Linked DNA regions of Homo sapiens: region 1 is linked to region 2. The links are chromatin loops, found by intact Hi-C in ENCODE. Cell type or tissue: PC-3. All regions are shown on one strand. Links, peaks and the distances in the headings refer to the core of each region. The heading gives the core; the rest is flanking DNA. Region 1 overlaps LOC105373438 (a long non-coding RNA gene). Region 2 overlaps LOC105373438 (a long non-coding RNA gene).

Region 1 (9,535 bases), core at 1,488-6,487, 95 kb after region 2:
TAATTCTTTATACGTCATTTGCTTCTTTTTTCTTACTACTTTCAGGATTCTCTCTTCATTTGAATTTTGACAGTTTTATTATTGTTTGTTTGGGGATGGTCCTATTTAGATGGAATCTGGTGGGAACCTTTTGACTTTCATGTACTGGGATATCACTTTCTACCTTTCTCTTCTTTCAAATTCCTTTGATTCAAACAGTCCTTCTTTGGAGGCAGTCTCAAAAATCCTATATGTTTTCTTTATTCTTTTTCATTCTTTGTCTCTTTTTTCTCTTTTGAGTGTATATTTTCAAATAACCCATCTTTGAGTTCACAGATTCCTTCTTCTGCCTGATTATTTCTGCTACTGATGCTCTTCCTTGCTTTTTAAAATTTCATTCATTGTCAATTTTATCTCCAGAATTCCTGGGGTTTTTAATTATTATTTGAATTTCTGTATTAAATTTCATCTTCTGATTGATTTCTTAGTTCATTGAGTTTTTTCTTTGTATTTTCTTGAAGTTTACTTAGCTTCCTTAAAGTTATTTTGAATTATTTGTCAGGAAGTGCATACATCTTCATTTCTTTAGAATCAGTCACTGGCACCTTATTTTGTCCATTTGATGATGTAATATTTCCCTGATTATTCTTGATCTTTTTGGTAGTTCATCAATGTCTATGGATTTGAAAATGTAGATTTTCATTTTAGTCTTCACAGGCTGGCTTTCTCTGGAAAAGCCCTGCAGCAGACACAATTCTGTCATATGTCAGAAGTACAGAGCAGCTGTGGCCGGTATGGTGTTCCAGAAGCCTAGGCCTTGCTATGGTAAGTATGGAGCTGGGGCATACCATAAGTCTGGGACCTCTGAGGCCTGCCTGATAATGAGGGCTTTCTGGCTCCTGAGGCCACTCACGTCAGCCTAAAAGTGTTGTAGACCAGAAATTTAGTTCTCCCAGCAAGCATAATGCTTAGAGCTGTGTTATCCCACCAGCACCAGGGCAGGTATACAGGATCAGGCCACAGGTACCAGCCTAGAATATGGAGCTATGGGGATCTGTCCAGTGCTGAGTTTTACTGTGATGGGCCAAGTGTAATGATTTGAGGCAAAATCCTGTGATCATTTGTCTATCTTTTCTTTGAGCAGAGAGAATCTCTCTCCACACTGCACTGCCTCAGATTGTGGAGGGGTGATACAGGTAATGTAAAAATACTCTTCTTACCTTCTTCAGTGTGTCTTTTCTTACTGTTATGCAACAACCAGGTACTATGGTCTCTGACCTGGTTTCTTCAGGTCTTGTGAATGTATTCTTGTGCATGGACACTTCTTCTAATTGATGTTTCTGTGGGGGGATGATTGCAGGCGAGTCCTATTCTGCTGCCTTGCTCCCCACCTCTATATTTTAATTGGCAGTACATCACACCTTGCTTGGACACAATTGAGAATTTTATGTTTCCCAAAACCAAATTCAAATACATGTTTCCCAACAGAATTCTTAATTTAATGAAAATGGAATATTGGTTTTGCTATGATCTCCACCACCTCAAAACATGTATTTAAAATACTCTAAGCAAAAAAAAAAAAAAAAATTGGACTTTTAAGCAAGATATTCTATAACACTCACAATATTTCTGCTTGTTTCATGTTTAATAAAATTAGCTTCCAAAGATTTTGATTTCATGAATTGTATAAAATATCTGAACAATATTGGAATTAATCTGATTGTATATATTATTGATTACATGTTATAAATGAGCATTATTTATGAAGTTTTTCTTCTGCTAATAAAGCCAAAATTTTAACAGCTATTTGTTACCACTTCATATATGTGCAAAAATTGAATTAAAAATTAATTTGAAAATACACAACTCTCCTCTTGGCTATCTGCTTGCTCCTCTCTCACAGTAACTGCTATTGTGATTCGTATCTTCTGGGTTTACCACATTAGATGATAAATACTGATAGACATTTTGTGAAAATTACACACTAAGACTCCAATAAAAAAAATCAATACCAGTTATTTTAACTGAGAAAATAAACACAGACAGTTGGTTAGACAGGTTTTAGAGTACAGAAATAAAAAGAAAGGAATACTGACAGAAGGTGGCTTGTAACTTCAAAAAACTGCTATCATCCCTAATTTCTTGGGAAACAGAAGGAAGAAGTTGGGGTTATTAGAATTTAGAGTCTTACAGAAAGGATTGCACAGAATTGGAAAAAGGGTGTGGTACCCATATAATGTGGGGACCCAGAAAAAAACAACTTGTTGGAGGGTTCTCTCAGAAATGAAACTCAGGCCTCTGAAAATGGGTTGACACCTGGTGTTAGTTTCAGCCTAGAGGGTATGATGAACCTGGTTCTGAGACAGAAAAACATTAGAACAAAGAATAAAGAATTCCCCTTTTCTCTTCTCCTACCTGTTAGTCTCTCAGTAGGCCACCTATGTTCAGAAACTGACAGCAAGCCATGTGACAAAGAAGAAATATAGTTTATATAATCTCAGCCCCAGCATCCTAAAGCAAAGTATATAAATTAATTTTAGAGCTGAAAAACCAGAGCTTAGTCCACAGCACAATCAGCAATGTTTATAAATGTGGACTTTTAGTACTAAAGTTTTCATTAACTGTACATTTTTAAAAACTCATCAATGGTAGAATTTATTATTAAATTATCAAGTAATATAACAAAATGAATAATTGTGATTTACCTCTGTAGCAAAAGGATTGCCATCTTCTCTTTATCTATGGTTAGATTTCTCAGTTTCTATTTTCCACACTTATTCCATCTAAACTGTAAGTTTTTAAAATTTTCACTAAGGTATCCTGATGTAATTTGTACATCTCACAGCTTACTAGAAGTTCTGTGGCCCCATTTTCTGATACAAGAGGTAGCTTGTGGGGATAGCAGCATTAACTACTTCTCCCGTTATTCAAAGACTAGAAGGAATTGGCTGTCTGTAGCTGTTTATGTCTGAATATACTCCTGTGTGGTGTACTTTAAAGGGAGGCCAGAGGTACTGACATTGAGAAAGGCTACTCAAGAGAGAAGCTTGCTCACTGGTCAACTCTGATTTATCCATGTGCTAAATGAGAGCTCTGTTCACTTAGAATTTACTTCTGACACTAATAGGTAAGATTACGACAGAAGCTAGAAAAAAGACAAGTTTTGGTCTGTCAAACATATAGTCACTTATTTTCCTGAAGCTGTTAATAATACAACTTTATAAGAAAAAAAATCAGTACACATTCTAAATTGGATGAGGCTCCAGGAAAGGACAAACTTTGACTTATCTGGGCAAAGCAGAATGTGTGACCACCTTACTCATGGAAGCCTGTCTCTAGAAAAGTAGAAATTTCATACTTTTGGGGGTTAGGCAGAATCTAAGAATTAGCTTGGAAGGGTCTGAGCCAGGCATGTCCATCTGCTTCAATCACACTCAATAATCAAGAAGTCACCCTTTCTCACCTAGGAGTGCTGAAAAAGTGCCTGAGAGAGCACAGAAATGTCATTTTAATGGAGGACTTTCTGCTTCCGTTAAAATATCATGTTATCATCATGTTAATAGAGGAAACATAGGGAGTAGAATACAATTTTTCCTCCCCATTATCTTATATTGAGGACATTAGTAACCATGTTCTATCTATAGAGAATTGCAATGATAGAATATGTTTACATTTACACATAAATGAAATATATAACTTTTAAAAATCACATGTCAAGGTTATATATTTGGATGATGCGTTATTATTATTGATGCATATATATTGTGCATCTGATATAGTTTGTATATTTGTCTCTGCCCGAATCTCATGTTGAATCATAACTCCCAATGCTGGAGGTGGGGTCTGGGAGAAAGTGTTTGGATCATGGGGGTGGATCCTTCATGGCTTGGTACTGTCTTTGTAATAGAAAGTTCTCATAGGATCTGGTCATTTTAAAAGTGCGTGGCACCCACTCTCACCCCACTTTCTCTTGCTCCTGCTTTTGCCATGTGAAGTGCCTACTCCTGCTTTGCCTTCCACCATGATTGAAAACTCCCTGAGGCTTCACTAGAGCAAGCAGATGCCAGCACCAAGGATTCCTGTAAATCCTGCAGAACTGTGAGCCAGTTAAACTTCTTTTCTTTATAAATTACCCAGTCATGGGTAATTCTTTATAGCTACACAAGAACAGCTTAACACATCATCTGATCCTGTGTATTTATAGTAAGAAATTTGGACTCTAACTCCTGGGAGGTAACCTCTATAAGTTTGAATTTTCCTGAGTCATAAGAGTGTCTTTGTTACCCATGACGGGCCCCTTAACCACACCTCATAGTTTATGCTTAAAAAGTGACTCATTGAGTAAACCCCGGGACCACATGCAACAATCTTAGGGCTAGGAGGCTGGCTAGACCAGAAAGACTAACCAGGTGATTAAAGGTTGGGACTTTAGCCCACAAGGTATCAGCCCAACCTATGGCGAAGGGAGATGCTGAAGACTAAATTCAACCACATAAGCAATAATTAAAGTAATTGTGCTTACCTACATAATAGAGGCCCAGTAAAAGCTCTGAATACTGTAGCATGTGTGGGCTTCTCTGACTGGAAATAATCTCTGGATATTGTAACACATTGTGGCTGGGAGGCAGCAATGCCATCCACGACTCCACAGCGTGATGACAAGCAGAAACTCTGCTTTAGGCCCCTGCCATATTCTACCTTATGCCTTTCTTTCTAATGTGTGTCCTTTGCCTGAAGTAAATGTAACTGTGAGTGTTATAGCTTGCAGTGAGTTCTGTGAGTCTACTGAAATTTCTGCTGAATTATCAAAACTGAGAGTGGTTTTGGGAAAGCCTCCAGCTTGCCATTGGTGTCTTGGGAAGACCCGATCATCTGATATACTGTGCCCTTAGCCTCCAGTCTGGCTAACTTTGGGTAATGCACAATGGGTAAATTTATATTTTTGCATATTATACCCATTCATATAGTTGATAGGCCAGAGTGAACACTAGACAGGGGGCTCAGAAGATTTATATTCTGAGCCTTTTGTATAATTTCACAATTGTATGATCATTTGGCAAAATACTTCATTTACCTGACCTCATGGGCATTTTCTCCCATGTAAAATGGTTATAATGTTGGCAAAGAAGAGGTAGCTAGACTTAAGGATCTCATCAAATTTATCATTCTAAGATCACATAAAAATATATAAAAGACATGAAATTATGACATTTGATTTTGTTAGTATGACTTAGTCACACAAAAATGTATGAGGGTTTACTTCAAACATACACACATAAGAAAAGTATATTTCTTTTCATTGTATATGTTCAAGACTGTTGTTTCCTTAAAACCTATTTTTGTTAAATTAATAAGAATCAACATCTGGTTCATTGGCAACATATGCCTTCTGCAAATTAGCTTCTCTGATGTTGGCTGGGTTCCTTAGGAAACTGTCCACCTGCTATTAAAATAATGCAAAATGACAATATTTAACCCTGGAATAATAGAGGGGTGGGGAAGTCCCTGGTGAGATCTATGCTGGTTTTTGAACAACATTAAGGTATTTATGACACCAAGGAGATTTGGAAAAGAGTTTTCAAGGCTAATCAAAAGCAAGGTTGAGGCAGGTGTGGCACATGTGGGGAAATAGCAATAGTTCAGTTACAATTAAGCATCATATGCAGAATAGGGAGAAGGAGGAGCTCTAAGAAATAAAACAAAAAGGCTTCAATATTTGAAGAGCCATATATTCCATGCTAAGTTTTTGGACTTAACCCTGCAAGAAATGGGAAGCCATAGCTTATTTTAAGGTTAGTTTTACTTTCTTATTTTCAACAATATAGAGAAGCCGTCTCTCAAAATGTGTGTATCAATGTACATATGTACATGCACTAAGGATTTAGAATAATGTAAGAGGGAAATTAAAATAATAAGCATTAAGAATCAGATGTCTGGGTGCTCAAAACCTAGGCAGGCAGCCACAGGAACAGAGAACATTGACACTTAAGTTGTTGGTGACAGAAAAAAAATGCAGGCTATGACCCCCATTACACTAATTTCTTACAAGGTGCTCTGCCTCATTGTTGAACAAAAAATTCTGTTCTTTAAAATGCAGAGGAGCCTACATTATCAAGTGTTAGAAACCTTGAAGACAGAAAAAAGAGAAGATTTTTTGGCTTTTTATCAGACTCCCAAGGTTCCTCTTGAGAAATCTTAAATGCCACAGTGCTTTTAATTATTAACTCCATGAAAGATATTTTAAGATGTTTTTCCAATAATTTTTGCATGCTATAAATAATTTATTCTTGTCAGAACAGGTAGAAAACATTATATGTAATCACACATGCTTTATCCAATTTAACAGTGAAAAAAGTTGAGAATATTATTAAATGAGATAAGAATTTTGGTATCACAAGACTTCAGTGTGGTATAGTGGAAAGATAATGTGTTTGGAAGTCAGAGAGGCCTGGGTGTTAGATCCAGTGTGGCCAATTAGTAGCTGTGTCTCCCTTTGAAGCCACCAGTCTGCATATCTGTGAATATTTTCTACCAGGAAGGTTGTTGAAAAGTACATTTGTGATCACATGCTGTCAACAAGATGTTGAGCATAAAATAGATGCTCAACAAATTCTAGTTCATTTTACTCTTAATAAATGCAGCTCTACCATATTTACTTCGTTTTCTGTTTTTCCCCTCAAAATAATTCATCTCCATTTTCTTTTCTTTCTTGCTTTCATTATTATTGTGTATTAAGATGTTTTGAAATGATTACAATAGTCAAGTAATTTAACCTATCTATAACTCTCCAGTTACTTTTTTTGTAGAAAGAGCACCTAAAAGAGAATCTTTTGACAAATTTTTATGAATATTGCCTTTTAAATATTGACATTTCCTATTTTCACATTTGTTTATTTATTTTAAGTTGACAGGTCAAATTAAATGTATTTATTGTGTATAACTTGATATCTTGAAGTACACAGGCCAATCTTGTCTTACTGCACTTTGCTTTATTGTACTTTGCAGTTATTGCATTTTTTACAAAGTAAAGGTTTGTAGCAGCCCTGCATTGAGGTAGTCCATTGGCAGCATCATTTTTTCAACAGCATGTACTCATGTTGTATCTCTGCCACATTTTGGTAATTCTTACAATATTTCAAACTTTTTACCCATTATTATATCTGTTATGGTGATCTGTGATTGATCATCTTTCAGGTTACCATTGTAAATACTTTGGGGCACCAAAAGCTGCTCCCATTTAAGACAGCAAACAATCTATAAATGGTGTGTGTTCTGACCGCTCCACTCACTGGCCATTCCCCCATCTCTCTCCCTCTCCTTGTCATCCCTATTCGCTTAGATAGAAAAATATTAACTTTGGGCCAATTAATAACCCTACAATGGCCTATAAATGTTTAAGTGAGAAGAAGAATTGCATGTCTCCCACTTCTAGTCAAAAGCTAGAAATGATTAAGCTTACTGAGGAAGGCATGTTGAAAGCCAAGACAGGCCAAATGGTGGGCCTCTTGTACCAAACAGCCAAGTTGTGAATGCAAAGAAAAAGGTCTTGAAGGAAATTAAAAGAGCCACTCCCCTGAACACATGGATGACAAGAAAAGTAAAGAAACCTATTGCTTATATGGAGAATGCTTCAGTGGTACAGATAGAAGATCAAAGCACCCACAAGATTCGCTCAAGCCAAAGCCTAATTCAGGTCAAGACTCTAACTCTCTTCAATTCTGCGACGGCTGAGAGAGGTGAGGAAGCTGCAGAGAAAAATCTGAAGTTAGCAGAGGTGGGCTCATAACGCTTAAAGAAAGAGGCCAGGCGCGGTGGCTCATGCCTGTAATCCCAGCACTTAGGGAGGCCGAGGTGGGTGGATCACCTGAGGTTGGGAGTTCGAGGCCAGCCTAACCACCATGGAGAAATCCTGTCTCTACTAAAAATACAAAAAATTAGCCAGGCTTGATGGCTCATGCCTGTAATCCAAGCTACTCGGGAGGCTGAGGTAGGAGAATCGCTTGAACTCGGGAGGCGGAGGTTGTGGTGAGCCGAGATCACGCCATTGCACTCCAGCCTGGGCAACAAGAGCAAAACTCCATCTCTAAATAAATAAAAGAAAGAAAGAAAGAAAGAAGCTATATCATGAAACATAAAAGTGCAAGGTGAAACATGAAATGCTGATGTAGAAGTTGCAACAAGGTATCCAGAAGATCTAGCTAAGATAATTGATGACAGTAGCTACACTAAAGAACAGATTTTCAAAGTAGACAAAATAGCATTATAATGGCAGGAGATTCCATCTAAAATTTTCATACCTAGAAAGAAGTCAATGCCTGGCTTCAAAGCTTCAAATAACAGGCTAACTCTTATGTTAGGGGCTAATGCAACTAGTGAGAATGGCAGCCAATTCTGGTTTACCATTCTGAAATCCTAAGACCCTTAAGAATTATGCTAAATCTACTCTGCCTGTGCTCTGTAAATGAAACAACAAAGCCTGGATGACAGCACATCTGTTTACTGCATGGTTTACTGGACATTTTAAGCTCACTGTTGAGACTTACTGCTTTGAAAAAAAGCTTCCTTTCAAGGTAAAATCACTGACTGAGAATACACCTAGTCACCCAAGACCTCTGATAAAGATGTACAAGGAGATTAAGTTGTTTCTCTGTCTAATAACAAAATATCCATTCTGCAGCCCATGGATCAAGGAGTAACTTTCACTTTCAAGTCTTATTATTTGAGAAATATATTTTGTAAGGCTATAGCTGCCATAGATAGCGATTCCTCTAATGGCTCTGGGCAAAGAAAATTAAAAACCTCCTGGAAAGGATTTGCCATTGTAGATGCTATTGAGAACATTCATGATTCATGGGATAAGGCCAAAATACCAACATTAACAGATGTTTGGAAGAAGCTGATTCCAACTCTACTGAATGAATTTGAGGGGTTTAAAACTTCAGTGGGGGAAGTAACTTCAGATGTAGTAATAGCAAGAAAATTAGAATTAGAGGTAGAGCCTGAGAAGACTGAATTGCTGCAATTTCATGATAAAACTTCAATGGATAGTATAAGGAGTTTTTTCTTATGCATGAGCAAAGAGAATGGTTTCTTGGACTAGAATCTACTGCTGAAGATGCTGTGAACACTGTTTGAATGACAATAAAAGATATAGAAGGCCAGGTGTTGTGGCTCACTCCTGTAATCCCAACACTTTTGGAGGCCAAGGCAGAAGGATCACTTGAGCTCAGGAGTTTGAAACCAGCATGAGCAACAAAGGGAGGCCGGTCTCTACAAAAAATTAAAAAATTAGTCAAGCATGGTAACACAGGCCTGTAGTCCCAGCTACTCAGGAGGGTGAGGTGGAAGGATCACTTGAGCCAGGGAATTCAAGGCTGCAGTGAGCTTTGCTCACAGCACTGCACTTCCGCCTGGGTGACAGAACAAAACCTTTCCTCAAAGCAAAAACAAAAGGATTTAGAATATTACATAAGTTTAGCAGTGGCAGAGTTTGAGAGAATTGACTTCGATTTTTAAAGAAGCTCTACTTTGTGTAAAATGTTCTCAAACAGCCTAG
Region 2 (9,535 bases), core at 2,259-7,258:
CCCATTATTTAGTGTATGTATACCTAAAGGAAAATAATTTTTTTTTACCAAAAAGACCCATAAATTCTCATGTTCATCCTGTCACTCTTCAAAATAGCAAAGACATGAATCAACCTAAATGGCCATGAACAGTGGATTGAATAAGGAAAATGTGGCACATATGAAATACTACACAGCCATAAAAAGAATGAAATCACATCCTTTGCAGTAACATTGATGCAACTGAAGGCCAAACATTATCCTAAGGGAGTGTTTGACTTCAAAAGGCAGCATGAGGGAACATTTTCTGCTGGTGTAATGCTTCTGTATCCTGATTGTAATGGTGGTTACAAAATCTATATATAACTTAGATTCATAGAACTATATACCCAAAATATCTATTTAATTGTATATAAATTTAATAGTAATAACAAGAAATGACATTATTGTAATAATACACCACTAATTCAATGACTATATTGGAAATACGTGGACTCCAAGTGCTGGAGAGAATGTACAGGAAGTGGAACTCTTCTATTTTCTGAGGTAAATCACTTTGGAAAAGAGTGTTACATCTTTTTTTTTTTTTTTTTTTTTTCAGACAGGGTCTTACTAGTCACTCAGGATGGAGTGCAGTGCTGCGATCATGATCACTGCTCACTGCAGTCTTCAGCTCCCCAGGCTTAGGCGATCCTCCCATCTGTCTCCTGAATAATAGGGACTACAGGTGTTAGGCACCACGCCTAGCTAATTTTTGTATTTTTTGTAGAGATGAAGTTTTGCCATGTTGCCCAGGCTGGTTTCAAACTTCTGGACTCAAGTGATTCGACTGCCTCAGCCTTCCAAATTGCTAGGATTACAGGATGAGGCACCACTTCCGGCCTTATATCCATTTATAGTAAACACAAGCCAACACTATGACCCAACATTTTACTCCTAGATTATATAGTTAAGAGTGTGTATGTCAATCAAAAGTATATGTTAGAGTGCTCATAGCAGCTTCTCATAATTCCAAAATGTGGAAACAACTTTAAAAACTAGTAACTAAAGAATGTTTAGGTGACGTGTAATAGATTTACATAATAGAGTTCTATATAAAAATAAAAATAAACAAGCTACTGATAACACACAACAACATTGCTGAATCTCACAGATACGTTGAATGAAACAACAGAAACACAAAGAGAATATTTATATAATTCACCATGTATCTCAATGACAGAAAACACTAATCTCTGATAATAAAAAATGAGAACAGGAATTACCTCTGGAATGTAGTGGGTGAGTTGGAACAGGAGGAGTCATTTTTTGTTGATGAAAACATTCTATATCTCAATGTGAGTAGTGGTTAAATGGTTACAAACATGTATAAACTTCATTGAGTTATATGTTTAAGATTTGTATACTACACATACACTATATTCAATTTTAAAAGAATACTTTTTAAAAAGGAGATAAAAAGAAAGAATTTTTTTAAAAGAAAAAAGGAAAAGGAAAAGAAAGGAGAAAAATTAAAAACTTTCAGGTATCCCTTCCTATAGAATTCTAATTATCTAAATGCTGATGCTAAAGTAGATAAACATGGTAAACCTCCTTCTGCTTTGAAAATATTCTTTTTCTGGCTTATCTTCATATGCTATTTATTCAACATAGGTATTTAATTATTCCACGACCTCAGTTATTAGTCACATGAATATATAAAAAAGCATGCCGATTGGACAATTTAGTACTAAGAAATCTTCCTGAGCAGCTAAAGTCCTGAACACAGTCTGCACCATCTCTGCATTACATCTGACAACCTGCAGAGTAATCAGATAGTTGCTTGTATAGCTCATGCATGTGCAACTCAAATAAACACTTTATAATTGTATTTTATTTCATCCTCTTGATTTATTCAACACAGCAATTCTAGCTATCTGGTAGTCATGGACCCAAAAGAGGAAAATAGAATGATTAAGGGAACATCTTTTTCTTTATCTTTATTCTGGTAAAGTCTGTGATTGTTAACTCACTATTGCCACGAGCTTCTTCTCAGATCTCTGTTGTATTGTAGGGTACAAGCCAGGGACAATATAAGCGTTTCTTTTTGCTTCCTCTTATGAGAGTCACTAAGGTGAGATTTGAAATTTGGAGAGAAGAAGACACCACAATTCTGTTGATTTATTTTCAGGCATATACATGATCAGAGGGCTCAGGCAGGGAGCTAAGTAGTTTCTAAAGCAATGCCTGAGAATCACCAATTTTGGTGCTTAATGGAACATAGACACTGGCATCTGTGACCTTTGCTCCCCTAGACTTCCCTAGAGCCAAAGTAGGAACACCTCACCTAAGTAAGGGAAGACTTCCTAGAAGAAAGGACATTTAAGTTGATAAATAGAATTGGCATTAGTTTAATAAAGTTGGAAACTGAAACATTACAGGGGTCCTCTAGAAGATAAATATATCTAATCTTTTCCCAAACAATACCAATTGATTAATTTAGAAATATCCTCAGAGATATGAGAAACATTCTGTAACAACACACAAGCCTGTATATTTGAAAAACAATTCTTTCACAAGGAAGAAATGTATTTAAGACTGGAGTCAATCTTGGATCCATTTGCACAATGCCCATATTGCACTAATATATTTAGACACGCTGACAGGTAAACTACCTCTTGGCCTTTCAACAGGACGTACTTTTAAACTCATCTGTATTGAAAGGTGCTAACAACTTATTTAGTTATTATTAGCTACTGTGGCTTGAGGATCAACTCCCTGCCTGGTACTTTGTTTGGCATTTTGTGTTTGTTATTGGATCTAATGTTCCCCTCAAAACAGTTCTATAATAAGGAACCTATTTCACCAAGAAACATAAAGGCTTGCTGAACTGCAAGGCTTTTCACTGCACTTATGTGTCTTTTACAGATTGCATTTGTCTCTATACAACTTGCCAGTGGGCATGCACCTAGTATGTGCCAAACAGGGGAATGATTCTACCTCTGAATGCAGGACTTGCATTATTTTCCCTACTATACAATGGCTCCAAAGACAAAGACATATTTCTCGATCTCCTATAACTGATGTGAATCAATTGTATTTATCTTTTGGAATCCTTGGAATTAGACTACATTTATTATTTTATAGGAAGTAATATTTGTTGAGGACATGTCACGTACTAGGTCTTTTGTTACTTGTTTTATAAATACTGTATCATTTTATTTTTAAGCCTTCTGAGTAAATATTTTACCTGTATTGCAGGAAATAATTAGAAACTCAAAGAGATAAAATTTCATGGAGTTAATAAAAGTGGGAATTTGGATTTGAACTTTGTCTGGTTTGGTATTAAACCTCTATGTTTTTTGCAACTGTCCAATAAGTGTGACCTCTAACAGAAAATTCTAAGAGATATATTAATAGTAATACATGTTTAAATAAAAGTAAATTTCTCAGTGACAGTAGATTTAATTCAATGTGTTAAAGAAACTGAAAATTCATTCTGGCAAGCTGCTGAGATAATACATCAGGTTGGGCTGTGAGATATAAATTAACATTCACTAGAAATTAAGTATAGGTGTTATAGCTGAGATAGGAAACTAGGTAAACAAACCTAGTTTGAGAGATGAATAGTTGGTGCCAAATAGGATGCTTATCTAGCTGAAATCTTTACAAGCAAGCTGCCTTAGTTTATGAGCCACTGTGTGGTTTTATGAAACAACAACAGATCTTTGGACTAGCTGGAAAAAAGTTATCCTGGTGTCTGGACATGAAGAGGAGGTTCCATTGTTGAAAGACAAAAACATCCTCATAGGTGGGAATTGAACAATGAGAACACATGGACACAGGAAGGGGAACATCACACACTGGGGCCTGTTGTGGGGTAGGTGGATGGGGGATGGATAGCATTAGGAGATATACCTAATGTTAAATGATGAGTTAATGGGTGCAGCACACCAACATGGCACATGTATACATATGTAACAAACCTGCACATTATGCACATGTACCCTGAAACTTAAAGTATAATTTTTTAAAAAAAGCAGTAAAAATAGAGGTTGTTTAAACAAAAATCTTTGTTTTCTATAAAAGAGGGAAATAATATAAAGAAAAAGGCATTTTTTTTGTACATAGACATTTTTCTAGCTGGAGACAACCGTAAAATCACCAAGATAATGTTATTGTATAGATGTACAAGTGGAGAGCAAGAGAAGATTTACATATCTAAGCCCACAGAGCTTATTAGGTGTAATAACTTAAGTTTCCTTTTCCGAGCCCAGGGGGTGAACCTAGATGATCCTCTTTCCAAGAAATAGTTATTGATTTTTTACACACAAAGGCATGGTGCTACACAATGAGAGTACATTTTCCATTCAGGCCACAGAAGAAGTGAGTCTCTCATTGGATAATATTTATAATTCTTTTCTTATTTCCACTGCTTGAGCAATATACTGATCATGACAGAGACAAATGCAATCTGTAAAAGACACATAAGTGCAGTGAAAAGCCTTGCAGTTCAGAGAGAAAGAGATTGATCAACAACTGCAGAGGCTATTGTTGGAAACTAAAGCATATTGTGGAATTCAATTAAGGGTTTTTGTTAATTAAAGATTGTTGCTGAAGCAAGTGAATAAACGAATACCAAAATATACTAAATAAGAGCACTAAAGAAAAAATGTCACATTCTCATCCACATGCTGAAGACTACGAACAGACAAAAATAAAATTTTGGGAATTTGAAAGACAAATTAACAGGGTTAGCCTGGAAGAAAATAATTCTTGCATAAATGTAATTACACATTTATTATCGAGTTAGGAAAAAAAAATATCAAAATGTGCTTGTCTTAATTTAGGGTTATCAAAAATGGACAGAAAAAAGAACTTGCATACATACAGATGTTTTTTGGGGAGATGATCTATGGAATAACAGATTTTAGAGCATGAGACAGGAAAAGAGGAAAAGCTAACTTAAGGTCTATTATTGTTATGTCATCTGTAGGCAGCATGAGACTTCTGACAATCATAGAGGATGCTTTTTAGATTGTTCACCTAAAAAGCTAATGCCTTTTCCCACTGTCTGCAGTAACTGTTAGTTAAAGGTTGCCTTGAGGATGATAAGCCCCTGCCCTTCCAGATGAAATTGCCACTGAAGAAGACCTGGCAACAGAATGCAGAAAGTTGGGCGGAGTTGACACTAGGTGAGTCATTGGCAGCAGGAAATGAGTCTGAGCTCCTCATAACAGTTCACAACAGCTGTGGCTGCATCTGAGGTGGGCTGAGGGGGCATGTCATAGGCACCAGAGGTATCTACTACAGCACTGTATTTCCTATATAATTTGTTGTAAACAATTTTTATTCAAGACACTCTTCTTTTTTATGCCTATAATTAAGAGAATGTACCCATCCAGGCTGTAGGTTCATTCCTATCTACCTATAAGTGGGTCCCATTTACACTTCATAAGAGGGTCTAATGGTCAGCCATGCCAAAGTCAGAAAAGCAGTTATCCCCTGCCATTTACTCCCTCATCTGCCTGATTATTTAATGCTTTCTGAATGCTTCCTGATTGATTCAATTTGTATTTTGCTTCATGTTGCACTTCTTCCACGTTTCCAACTATTTATTCCATGTGCTGATGGAGATGACTTATTCATGAGTCACACAATGATCATTTGATTATTTGTTTAAATTGTAATACTGAGCAAGACAATTTCAGTGATCATTTGCTTTAAAAATAAAAAGTATTCTAGCATATTATTAATGAACTTTTAGATAATGATAGTAAAAGGAAAAATGCATTTTATAATAAAGAGATAATGAGTTAGTTTTTGAATATGCTGTTAAACAGATAGCAGAAAAAATTAATATGCAAAATAAAACTATCTATAAAACTAGAGATCTAGATTTGGGAATTATTGATATTAGATGACTAGAAGATGAATTCCCATATGTAAAACTGAGAAATAAAACAGATGAAAATAGATTTCTTGCATGTGCATACAGAAGGCAGAAGAAGAGTAAGAGAGACAGGAAATAGGGTCAAGATTTTTTTTTTAATTTGCATGTATGTTTTAGGAAGAAGAGAAAAGAAAGATTTAATTAAAGTGTTGAGTATTAGTTGTAAATTTGAAATCAAGAAGTGACAAAGAACTCTATATTTAGTGATATGCCATTTTTCCTCTCATGAGTGCTTTTGGTGAACTGATGGCAAAGGTTTATTTGCTGCAGAAGGGCTAGAAAGGGAGTACAATCTGAGGACATGGTGAGAAGCCTGAAACTGAAACCCATAATTTTGAGTGTCTCCTATTATCATGAGTAGATTTTTAATTTAGCACAGTTTCATTTTCATAGAATTTTAAAGAACTTCTCTAGTGAGAAAGAAACAATGGGGACAGAGAAATTGAATCCATTACAGGAAGGCAATCATTGACACATAAATTGATGGAGGAGTTAATCACATAAAAGTAGCCATACAATGTTCCCTTTTCAAAAAGGTGTGAGACAGATACAGTGAAAATACAAACTATCCATAAATCAACTGAGGGGAAGCTGTAGATATGATTGATGATCCTAGTACTCACAGGTAGAACATAAAAAGCATAAGTTCATTTGTCAGGGGGAGGTGGTGTTTTGGTACTTGAGAAGAGTAAAATTAATAATGAAACTGTAAATGATAGTACATATTTATGAGATAACAGTAAGGTTCTGTTTATATGCCTGGTAGTAGACAAAAGGTTTAGGATTTCTGTGGATTATGAGTGTCTCAGAAAGTCAGGATTGGGTGCTAACCATTGCTTTGCCACTAGCTGAATAACCAACAAGTCACTTAACATCTCCCCATCTTAATGTACCTTTTTCTAATTTTTTTTTGATGCTGACAAAAAAGCTTTGTAGAAGCAAAAGTGATAATAATATGATGAAAATGAAAAGTGATGAATCCAATAAGATTTACAGAGGAATTAACCCTTGACAGCTGTGTGGGATGGCCTGTGAAATATAAACACCTACACACCAGGAAGGCCTGTCTCCCTTGAGACAAAAGAGTGGACAGAGAAGAGAGTCTTAATGGTCATAGTGGCAGGAAGCAGACAAATGCCTAGGCAGATATGGGCAGGTCTGCAATGAAACCCCACCACCTTCAAGCCAAAAACAGCCAGAAGGCTGAAACACCCAAGTGTTCATTCTGGATGAAAAATGTGACACAGAGTGAGAACTTCTTTTCCTGTTTTCTTGCCCTTTCCTGGTTGGTTCTTTCTGAATAATGCTTGATGAATCAAATGTTTCCTTTTCCCATATTACCTACAGCCCGCCCCTCCCCCATCCTGTGCCTATAAAAACCCCAGATTCAGCCACCCTGGGGGAGAAACCACCCAAGCATGGGAGTGGGGGACCATCCATTTCCCCTCTGCTGAAAGTTATTCTGTCAATCAATACAATTATTCTCTACCCTCCTGACTCTTTGAGTCAGAATATCCTCATTTTTCTTGGACATGAGACAAGAGCTTGGGACACACTGAATATGTGTATAGAAAAGGCTATAACATCGTGGCCCTCTGCCCTCTGCTGGAGGAGGGCAGACACACCATGTGACAGAAACACTGGCAGGGTTTTGCCTGCCTTGATGCCTTGGGCCGAGGTGCAGCAAGGGAGCATCTGGCCAGGTGTTTCTGGCTGGCAAAAGTGATGGAGAAGAATCCTGTGTCATTTTCTGGGGGATCATCTGGGATCCCTGAAGGGTGAGTAAATGTGGAACTACACTCTTCATTGTTTTCTAAGGCTTCTTGTCCTCAGACTTTTTACTAAAGACATATGAAGGACCAAATCTCTGATTAGCTAGTTAAGAGTGAATAGCACTACTACAGAGGACAGGATGCAGGAGAGGACACTGCCACCACCACCCTCTTGGCTCTCAGGGGTTGGGAATGTCAGTTTCAGTATAATCTAGTCTTTTTTATGGCATTTTCCTTCTTTATTTTAGGGCGTCATGGCACCTATCTTTTCTTTGACAATGTTGGGGTGTTGTTGCAAACTAGAGACATAACTGGATAGTTATATTTCTATAACTATCCAGTTATAGTCATCAAAATATGTAATTCAGAACAGTCATCAACAATTTAATTCAGAATAGTGCAGTTTTCATCTATTCTCAGAAGCAGGGAGGAGTCAGTGATTACAAGTTGTTTGTTTTTTTTTTTCCCTGTTGAAGGAACCAATTTGCATGAGAGCAAGAGACTTTTTCCCCAGGCATCTTCCCCTCCCTGCATTAAAAGAAGTTTTTACTTCTTTTCTCCACCATGCTAGGAGTTAACACAGCCCTGTGAATACAGAAAACTTTTCTACGTTTCTTTTTTTTTTTTTCTGGAAGACATGTTCCTAGGTCAGGTCCCAAATTCTAAGGGACTCCCTGTTCTCTCCCTTGTTTGAGGAGGATTCAGTTCCACAGTTTTCACCTTAGCTTTTGGCTTATGGTAAGAAAGCAGTGAAAGAGCAGCCCTCCTGGCTGTTGACTGCAGTCTGGCAAGGGCCACCTGGGACTTATCTTAATGAGTCCATGTACCCTCCTGAGGTTTTTTTTTTTTGTCCCAAACTCAATCCCAAGCTTCCAGTTGAAGCCCTAGAAAGGAAAACTGGATTTGAGGGATCCAGAGGCAGATGACAACAGAAGTCAAGGGGCACAGTACACGTGAGTATGACTAATTCCAGCTGATTAGTGCCCCCCCAGTCCCCCTGCCCCGTTTCGTGGATGGAGATCATGCTCGTATACATGGCATAGATGAGATCTAGGGAACTCAAACGTTACTGACAGCGGGGAGGATAGGCCAGTGCATAGGTGAGTGCAGATGAATCCTACCCTGTTGGTCTCCCTGTTATATGGGTGAAAACCACATTGGCACCCACAAGTGGTGCCCACCGAGGTTGCCAGGACTCAGAAATATAAGTGCGGAAGACAAAACGGGGACACTTTTTTGTCTCTCTCTCTCACACACTCTGTGTATTCACTGGGAAGAGAAACAAACTACAGAATATATTTTTCCCCTATTTCCAGATGGGTAACCAACCATCGTCGGTCTGTATTTCTCTTGAATGCATCCTGAATCATTGGGACTCCTGTGGAAAAAAATGCCCAATTTCTCCTGTTTCCTTCTCCATCCTCTCTTTGTGGATGAGTAATTGTGTGTCCATAACACAGGACCCTCCCCTGGGATGTATTCCCCAAACTGAGAAAAATTTAATTTCCCCAAACCTTAAACTGTTTGGTTTAAAAATGAATCAGGAAGAAATTACAGATCTAACTACACAAGTCTCTTGAGGAGGGACAACTTTTACAGTATGCAAATAAAACCTATTTGTCTATTCCCCCTTTACAGGACTCCAGGGTCAAAAGGGCTCCACAGCTCAGGGGAAGGAAACCCAGCAGCCTGACATGCTGACAAAAGAGTAAAAGCTCTTACCAGTCAGACTTCTGGCCTCTCTCTCTCTGTGCAAACTGGTTGTGGGAATGGTAAAAATCACTGTGTACATCCTCTGTAAAGTTTTGATTAATGGAAATAAGAATTTGTGAGGCTAGTCTTATGCTATAGC

The links. Peaks named below come from ENCODE experiments on the same cell type or tissue, not always from the same donor. Only the 100,000 strongest peaks of a DNase experiment are listed, where the experiment ranks them.
Region 1: a loop joins it to region 2, with 9 times the contacts of the local background. A loop is called at or near these places in 1 of 110 quality-filtered maps.

What each region holds. Positions count from the first base shown.
Region 1 is chr2:13,553,338-13,562,872 of GRCh38, reverse strand. All of the region lies in intron 1 of LOC105373438 (a long non-coding RNA gene), which reads right to left. Among named protein-coding and RNA genes, the nearest start is that of MIR3125, 820 kb to the right of the region's middle. In PC-3, for the core only: no CTCF peak of the experiment used is centred there; a DNase peak (open chromatin) is centred at 4,292; H3K27ac peaks cover 2,111 bases.
Region 2 is chr2:13,648,755-13,658,289 of GRCh38, reverse strand. All of the region lies in intron 2 of LOC105373438 (a long non-coding RNA gene), which reads right to left. Among named protein-coding and RNA genes, the nearest start is that of LINC00276, 750 kb to the left of the region's middle. In PC-3, for the core only: no CTCF peak of the experiment used is centred there; DNase peaks (open chromatin) are centred at 3,639 and 5,169; H3K4me3 peaks cover 248 bases; H3K27ac peaks cover 508 bases.